Regions from separate parts of the Homo sapiens genome. Here region 2 is linked to region 1. A link is a contact called in ENCODE Hi-C or POLR2A ChIA-PET data. All regions are on one chromosome and are shown on one strand. Each heading gives the region's core, a stretch centred on a gene start or an enhancer-like site at or near the end of the contact. The rest is flanking DNA. Distances are from core to core; before and after follow the strand shown.

What was found. A loop is a pair of places that touch in the nucleus more often than their neighbours do. ChIA-PET counts read pairs that join two places held with the same protein, here RNA polymerase II (POLR2A). Pooled maps may share reads with other maps.
Region 2: a pooled map shows a loop between it and region 1 (1.9-fold over the local background). The contact joins two enhancer-like sites. A Hi-C loop is called at or near these places in 1 of 50 pooled maps. POLR2A ChIA-PET finds 5 or more read pairs at or near these places in 2 of 52 experiments (IMR-90 and activated T-cell).

Annotation. Positions count from the first base shown.
Region 1 is chr4:76,561,739-76,566,105 of GRCh38, forward strand. The region is part of intron 2 of SHROOM3 (shroom family member 3); the gene reads left to right. Among named protein-coding and RNA genes, the nearest start is that of MIR4450, 9.6 kb to the right of the region's middle. Within about 2 kb of position 1,858, at least 7 of the 41 ENCODE cell types and tissues checked have a DNase peak (open chromatin) inside an H3K27ac peak, as active enhancers do.
Region 2 is chr4:76,731,393-76,735,759 of GRCh38, forward strand. All of the region lies in intron 4 of SHROOM3 (shroom family member 3), which reads left to right. All of the region lies in intron 2 of SHROOM3-AS1 (SHROOM3 antisense RNA 1), which reads right to left. Among named protein-coding and RNA genes, the nearest start is that of SHROOM3-AS1, 69 kb to the right of the region's middle. Within about 2 kb of position 2,204, at least 2 of the 41 ENCODE cell types and tissues checked have a DNase peak (open chromatin) inside an H3K27ac peak, as active enhancers do.

The sequences.
Region 1 (4,367 bases), core at 608-3,107:
GTGGCTCACGTCTGTAATCCCAGCACTTTGGAAGGCAAAGGCAGGCAGGTCACCTGAGGTCAGGAGTTCGAGACCAGCCTGGCTAACATGGTGAAACCCCGTTTCTATTAAAAATACAAAAAATTGTCCAGGAGAGGTGGCGTGCCCCTGTAATCCCAGCTACTCGGGAGGCTGAAGCAGAAGAATCGCTTGAACCTGGGAGGCGGAGGTTACGGTGAGCCAAGATCCCGCCATTGCACTCCAGCTTGGGCAACAAGAGCGAAACTCTGTCTCAAAAAACAAAACAAAAAAAACCCTCAAAACAATAAAAAAACAAAGAAGCTTATGTTTGATTCATCTAAGAAAACATTTTGAATGAAGAGGTGATTCCCCATTGACCTTGAACTTCCTTTGGGAAGGAAATGCACCGGACTACTTTGGATGCCCAGCAGACTTGAGTCTCTGCAGCAGCCTCTGGAAATGAAACTCTGGGCTGCATTAGTGGCTGCTTCCTCCCTCCTAACAAAAATGGTGATGAAATTAAGTTCACCAAGACCCTTGGGCCCACACTCCCCCGAATTCACCGTCCCATGTTTCTGAGGGTTAACAGAATAGTTTCTTTTTATAAACTAGTGAGATGACATTATTAGAATGGAATGGGATGGTTGGCTGACACACTTGCTACCTCAGTGTCAGATTTCTGTGACCTTATATTTCTAGATTGAATTGCAAGACTGTAACTCACCCAGGATTTGCAAGTCAATGATCTTAAAAGAAATACTTTGTAATGAACTTTTTTAAGTCCTCTGAAAGGATACAAAATTAACTCTATTAGCTATTAATAAAAAGGGTTGTGCAAATCAGTGCCTTTTCCAGCTCATGGTTACAGTTTATAAAAGAAAATAATTTCTTGGAATATTTTCACTACCACCTCCTCACTTCCTTCACACTGTTTTGCCACCTCTCCACCCCCTCACCTGCCTGACTCTATTTCCTGAAAAAGCATCTACATTCTTAAAGCAGTTTGAGATTAACCACCTGATGTCTCTTTCTGACTCTTTTAAAGCAGTTTAAAGAAGCAATTTATTAAAAGCTTTAAAAGCAAATGGAACAGAACTCCCTATTTTTAAGGCAATAAAGTTGACAGGAAGGGTTGAAACTTTTCTAGAACATAAAAAGCATATTTTTTTCTTATAAATTGACAATCTGCAAGCCAGATTGTGTAGCACGAAGGTGCCAATTCTCAGATATGAAATTGCAAACAGCATGAGGAAGACATTATATCATCTGGATTCCAGTCTCAGTTCTGCTGTGGTCTGGCCATCATACCACGGTGCTACTCAATCTCTCTAAGACTAAATTTCTTCTTAAAATGGAGGAGAACAGTTCCATACTGAGTTGCTATAAGGATGAAATAAGATAGTATATATAAAATGTTTCATCATAGTAAAATATTAATCTTTATTTCATAAGGAGCTTCTATTGTACAGTCTCATGAAAAGTTACCTGACCACATTCTCTGATGATTGCTCTATTTAATGGCACTGATTTGACTCATTTTTGTAAATGAGAACACATAGGTTTTAAAGCTTCTGATTATAACCTTTCTGCTAAGAGGAAATGTGGCTTTAAAGGACAGTACCAACTAGGCCCAAGTTCAGAATGGGATTTTGTAAAAAAGGCCATATTCTCTGGCGAACGTAAGTTGAAAGAGTTCTAACTTTGAACCATGTTGAAGCTCATTGGTGGAAGGTTGAGCTCCAGGAGAGGAAGCTCGGATTGCAGGAAGGGGCTCTCTACGCAAGTGTATTTGCACCATCTGGTGTTTTTTTGTTCCAAGGACTGGTCAGGTTATATAGGCACATGTGACCCAGGCTGAGCAATTTGAAAACATAATGTTCTTTAGACAGCACAATATGCTGCCTCTGGGAAAGTTATGACATCAAAAGATAACTATCAAGTGGGCAGGCAGTGGGAGGTGAGGACAAACAGAAAAGGTGCAGTGACCTTTTTATAGGCAATTGCAAAACTGGTCTTGAAGCTCAAGGAACTCACCTCTGTGCATAAAAGTGTGGCTTCCTCTACCTCTCCTGGACACAGAAGACAAATGAGAAATATTTCTGTGCCATGGTAAGTTCCAAGAACTGACTTTCAAGACACAAAAAAAGGCCCGATGCTGTGCTCTGTGGTTAACTCCTGTATGAAGGGGCAGGAAGGCAGTGTGTCCCCACCACGTGCCACAGGAGGAAAGCACAGGAGCTGAAGTGGCAGCCAGCATGGCAGGCAGTACCACTCTATGGTTCTGTGTTAGGAGCGTCTCGTGTCTGAAATGTTACCTCTCACCTCCACATGTCTCCTGAAGAGCTGTGACCACCCTCCCATGCCCCGCTCTGCTCTCCCTTCATTACTTCACTCATCCTGGTCATCTGCTCTTTGAAGTTCTTAATTTGGGCAAAGGGCTGGCAGATGCCTGGGACATGAGTACAAATCCCAAACTGCACTTCCGTTTGCACCCAGGATGAGACTTCCCTAGAGGGGAGATCAGTATAACTGAGAACTGTGGTAACTTACCCTTCTAAACATTTTTTCCACTTGAGCAAGTGGTTGAGAGGAGAGGAAGGAGGCAGCTGCAGTGGCCTCTGACCCCCAGAAACTTTTCCAAGAGGCCTGGCATCATGGAAATTTGCTCAGTATGCTTTGAGGAGGTATTTCAATCCTGCTGGGACCATTCTCAGAGCAGTTTTCGGCTTCTTTGGACTTCTAGGCTTGAATGTCACTGTATAGAAGTATAGTATTTTATTTCCTAACCAGTTGTTCCTTCCCATGGAAAATTCATGTAACACATTATTAGGTTTCCTGAGAGGTATGCAATAAGACTCCCTTACTGTAATGAGGAAGGGGACATCTTTTTCCCCCGTAGCACATAATGATAACTGCTATTTTTATTCAATGGGTTACATATGCTTACTGGCTATGCACTAAACACTAGCTTCATACAAAGGAATGTTCTATTGTTCCTAGTGAAGGAGGTTTGATGATAAAAGACCACATTTCATTCTTGGGCTAGCACAGCTTTACTTCAGACAAATGTATTCCAGACAGGAGCCAACCTTCTATACCATTAAAGAATTAATGAATGCACCATTAAAGAATGGCACTCAAGGCTGGGTGCGGTGGCTCATGCCTGTAATCCCAGCACTTTGGGAGGCTGAGGCTGGCAGATTATGAGGTCAGGAGTTCGAGACCAGCCTGGCCAACATAGTGAAACCCCATCTCTACTAAAGATACAAAAAATTAGCCGGGTGTGGTGGTGGGTGCCTGTAATCCCAGCTATTAGGGAGGCTGAGGCAGGAGAATCGCTTGAACCCAGGAGGCGGAGGTTGCAGTGAGCTGAGATTGCACCATTGCACTCCAGCCTGGGTGACAGGGCGAGACTCCATTTCAAAAAAAAAAAAAAAAAAAAAAGAATGGCACTCAAATATCTGTCTGAGCCTTTAGGATATGAGGTCTGAGTTCTGAGATCAAATAAAAGTTATGGTGGAATCTTTCCCCCCAGTTTTAAATTTGGATGCATCAGCTAGGACAGGTAAGTTTGGATGAGTCCCATTTAGAAGATGAACCAAATATTTGGAACTCTGAATACTTGAATCAAAATGGCTTAAAGCTACTCCTTCTTAAATTGGGCTACACATTGGAATTACCAAGGGAGTTTTAAAACAGCAATAACAACAACAAACTAATTCCTGGCTCCTACCTCCAGAAATTCTAATTTATTTTATTTTACTTGTTTTTTGAGACAAGATCTTACTCTGTTGCCCAGGCTGGAGTGCAGTGGCATGAACACAGCCTTGACCTTCTGGGATCAAGTGATCCTCCTACTTCAGCCTCCGGAGTAGCTGGGACTACAGGTGCACACCACCACACCCAGATAATTTTTTTATTTTTTGTAGACAGAGTCTCGCTTTGTTGCCCAGACTGGTCTCAAATGATTCCCACCTTGGACCTCCCAGAGTATTGGGATTACAGGCGTGAACCTCCAAGTCCAGCCTCAGAGAGTCTAATTTAATAGATGTGGGGGTGTAGCCCTGTATTGGAAACTTTAAAAGCGCCTCAAGAAAAAGGCTGGGTGCAGTAATCCCTATAATCCCAGCACTTTGGAAGGCCGAGGCAGGAGGATCCCTTGAGTCCAGGTCTGCCTCCAGACCAGCCTGGGCAACATTGCAAGACCCTGTCTCTACAAAAACTAGCCGGGCATGGTGGTGCGTGCCTGTAGTCCCAGCTACTCAAGAGGCTGAGGCAGAAGGACTGCTTGAGCCAGGAGATTGAAGCTGCAGTGAGCCATGATCGGGCCACTGCACTCTAGCCTGGGCGACAGAGCAAAACCCTGT
Region 2 (4,367 bases), core at 954-3,453, 170 kb after region 1:
AGGACCACTCAGTGTATACATTATCTCATGTAGTGACTCATAGACTTCTTTAAAACAGATACAGTAGTATTAACCCCATTTTGCAGAATAGGAAATTGAAGCTTGCGGCTGGGTGCAGTGGCTTATGCCTGTAATCCCAGCACTTTGGGAGGCCAAGGAGGGCGGATCACCTGAGGTCAGGAGTTCAAGACCAGCCTGGCCAACACGGTGAAACCCTGTCTCTACTAAAAATACAAAAATTAGCCAGGTGTGGTGGCATGAACCTGTAATCCCAGCTACTCGGGAGGCTGAGGCAGAAGAATCGCTTGAACCCGGGAGGTGGAGGTTGCAGTGAGCTCAGATCACGCCACTGCACTCCAACCTGGGTGACAGAGTAAGACTTCATCTCAAAAAAAAAACAAACAAACAAACAAACAGAAATTTAAGCTTGGAAAGATTAGTTTGTCCAAGCTCAAACAACTGATCAGTACCCAAGTCAAGACAAATCCAAGCCAGGTTTCAAAGCTGCTGCATGTAATCAGTAGGTTATACTTCCTCTGCTTTTCTAGCTACTGTTTGTTGTATGGGTCAAGGTTTGGTCAGGAAGAAGGAGAGCCCTCACAAGTGGTTTAGGAGAGGGGTTATAGAACGAGGGAGCACAGCCTGACCACCATCACACATTAGAGAGAGAACTAAGCCAGGACTCCCCTCCACTTCAGACTTGGAACCCCTACAAACTGGAATCTATCTTCTGATCCCAGGGAGTTAGACTCCGTAGCTTATCACTTTTGGGAAATGCTTAGATAGCGCTAATGTAGCGAGGTCAGGAAAATAAGGGTCACTTAGTCCTTACATACAAAGGAGACGCAAGTGTTGGTATGTGTGTGCATGTGTGTTGGGGGGAGGAGGGGAGGCTGGAAGCTTCTGGAAGGATTACTTAATGAACAGATGGTAGCTATGCATTTGGCAAGGCCAGAACTCAGTCACAGCCCTTAATACTCATGTCTGGTCAAGTCAAGGGCCAAATCCTAGACCTCTCACTGATGAACAGTAGCTCATGGAATTGAACAGGACAAACCTCTCTCAGCATATCAGGGTAGGATTCAGGCCACAGGAAGAGATAATGTCCTGGTTCCTTCCTGGTTACAGATGCTCCTCTCCCTTGCCCATGTCCTTCCCAATCACCCTGAAAGAAATTATTCTCACCGTCTGAGCCATCTGTTCTCAGAGAGCAGGTTTCCTAGCAGTGTCTCCTGACCCTTGACAAAGCCAGACTACTTTTGCTTTACAGGCATGGAGGTGTTGAGGGCCTTTAGAAGGTAAGGTGTGTGGAGCCTAACAATGAAGGAAGAATAGCATAGTGGTAAGGGACTGGGCCTTTAAGTCAGACCTAGGTTTAAATCTCCCCTTACCCCTACGGTGTAAGCTTGAGCAAATCATTTAACCTTTGATCTTGGCTTCCTTTTCTGTAAAATAACTAGTACCTACATCATTGGATTGTTGTGAGGATTATATAAAATAGCATATGTGCAATTCTTAGTACATAGTAAGCACTCAATGAATGATGACTGATTATAATAATTAAGCTGAAGACTTCAGGACACCATGAAACCTGGTACTGAACTTGAGGGTGAATGGCCAGCACACACTTATAAATGCAGGTGGGTATGTATTAACAGAGTGCCCTTCAACAGTGGGGTCCTTTGAGCATCCTTACTCCTAACCTTCTTATGAAGCCCTAAATCCAAAGCCACACTGTGACTTAAAAAATGTGCTGGCCCTTCAGCAGAGATAAGCACTGCAATCAGTACTTAGAATGACTGCTTACAGTAACTATGGTGAGCTCCAGTAGGCCTCAGGGGAATGGGGCCGTCAGCACCAGAAGTACAGTATTTTCAAGGCTTTGCTTCTGCACCTCCTCCTTCCTCCTCTGCATCCCAGCCTCCAGAGGGGCTTAGGCAGGTGGATCTGCCCTTGTGCTGTATCTACCACTCTGTCTCTCTGATTGAAGCTTCAAAATTGTTCCTCCTGACATAAGGACCATCAGCACAAAAGCACTGCATGGGGACAAAAGGAGAAAGGAAAGTTCAAATAACTCAAAATGTTACAGGCGTGTGCATTCTCTCCTGCTGCAGCACAAACCACCCTGTGGTGCAGCACAAACAAACCATGCCTGAGGCTTGCAGCTTTGGCAGAGGGCTTGACCCCCATGCTGAGTTCCACCTGTGGGATCTGATCTTGGCAGCGGCAGGTGGAGAGGTGCCCCAGGTGTGTTTCTGAGGAGCACAGTGGCATCTAGTGGTCCAGTGTGCCACATCAGTTGGCTGGTATCTCTCTGACAGCCTTAGTTTAAGTTCCAGAAACCAATCTCAGTCCTGAATTTATGGATCTGTTTCTTGTTAAGAAGCAGGCGTAAGAGGGGGTGAGAGGATGAGGGAGAGACAGGAGTGAGGTGAGAGAGAGAGAGAAAGAGAAGTATGGAGAGACTGAAGATGTGTAATTTAACTGTGAGCTAGGTTGGATTTGGAATTTCACTGAAATTGTATTTCAGCTGCTTTCTGTCAGACCCTTGACACTCTGTTTTTGCTGCCCTATGGAAATCTCACCCAGTGGTTCTAAAGTACTAAAGTACTTTAGAAGAGACTGAAAAGTTATGTAGTCTAGCCCCCTGACAAGAGGCTGAAATAGCAGTATCAAATCAGTGATTCATTCATTCAACAAATCTGTATGAGCATCCACTATGTCTCAGATGCTTTGTAGGTATTGGGAGTACAGTGGTGAACAAGGCATAAAAAGCCCCCTGCACCACAATTATTTGTTTCCCAAAATGTGTTCCGTGGAATAACAATCCACTAGATACTTCTTAGAAAAAAAAGTTTCTGAGATCAAGTAAGTTTAGAAAACATCTCTTAGTTAAATTATATATTTCTCTTTTAGAACAACACATGAAAAATGGTTTGGGAGAACAATAGTTTATAAAAGACTCAGAAATCTTGCAGTAAATAAAATTGTTTAGCTTATTTAGCTCAATATTTTCCAAACATATTTAATCATCTAAGGAATTAGTGTTCTGTGAGCACACTTTAGGAAATGTTTTCATACACTTATTTTGTGCTCTATGTTTTAAATATTTTAAAAATACTTTTTTTTTTTTTTTTGAGATGGGTCTCACTGTGTTGCCCAGGCTGGGGTGCAGTGATGCGATCAAGGCTAACTCCAACATTGACATTCTGGGCTCAAGCGATCCTCCCGCCTCAGCCTCCCAAAGTGCTGGGATTACAGGCGTGAGCCACCGTACCTGGTAGATACCTGTGTTTAAAAGTATTTTAAACACACAAAATAGAATGATATTATAAAAATACATACATCTACCACAGAATTAAAAAGCATTTTATGTTCACTTCAGTTCTTTAAATATTATAGATACAGTCAAAGTCTCTTTCACATAACCAAAGGGATATGATATAATGTCAAGTAGTGGTAAGTGCTGTGAAGAAAATAAAGCAGGGTAACAGGCATAAAGGAGAGAAGAGATGCTCTTTAGTTAGTTCCAGGAGGTCCTCTCTGAATGAAGTAAGAGGGAGTAAGCCAGGTGAAGAGCACTCCGGGTGGTGGGAGCAGTGAGTACAAAGACTCTGAGACCCTGAGATGGGAATAAATTTCCTGGGTTTGAGTTTCAACAGGGAAACTATTATGCTGGAGTGCAGGGAGCAAGAAGAAGAGCAATAGAAAATGAGGCTGGAGAAGTAGCCAGACCATGGTAAGAACTTTGATCCACTCAAGATGCACCCCTCTTGAGAGTAAGGCTGGCTTTATGTGAGTTGGAATTGTTGCAGGATTGAAAACCTTCATTCCAAGTTTTCTTACCCATCATTAAAAGTGCCATTTTGGTGGCATCAATGGCAAAGGTAATAAAAATGAGTATTTCCAGACAGCAGTGGAAGAACTTGTCCTAGTGAGTGATATCAGTGCCTGTATTCCCCAGGCAGCTTGGGAATGGTAATTCTGAAGGGACAGAACCCTCTCCGGGCAGGAGGGAAAATACCTAACAGAGGCCTTCCATGACCTTTCTACCTTAGGTTTGCTACAGGAAGGAACCCACTATACCCTTGCACTGGTCTGATTAGAGATATGTGTAACAGGGATTTCATATTTATAGATACCATCTATATTTTAAGATATGTTAGGCTGGGCACGGTGGCTCACGCCTGTAATCCCAGCACTTTGGGAGGCCAAGGAGGGTGGATCATTTGAGGTCAGGAGTTTGAGACGTGCCTGGCCAACATGGTGAAACCCCGTCTCTACTAAAAATACAAAAATTAGCTGGGCATGGTGGTACCTGCCTGTAATCCCAGCTACTCGGGAGGCTGAGGCAGGAGAATTGCTTG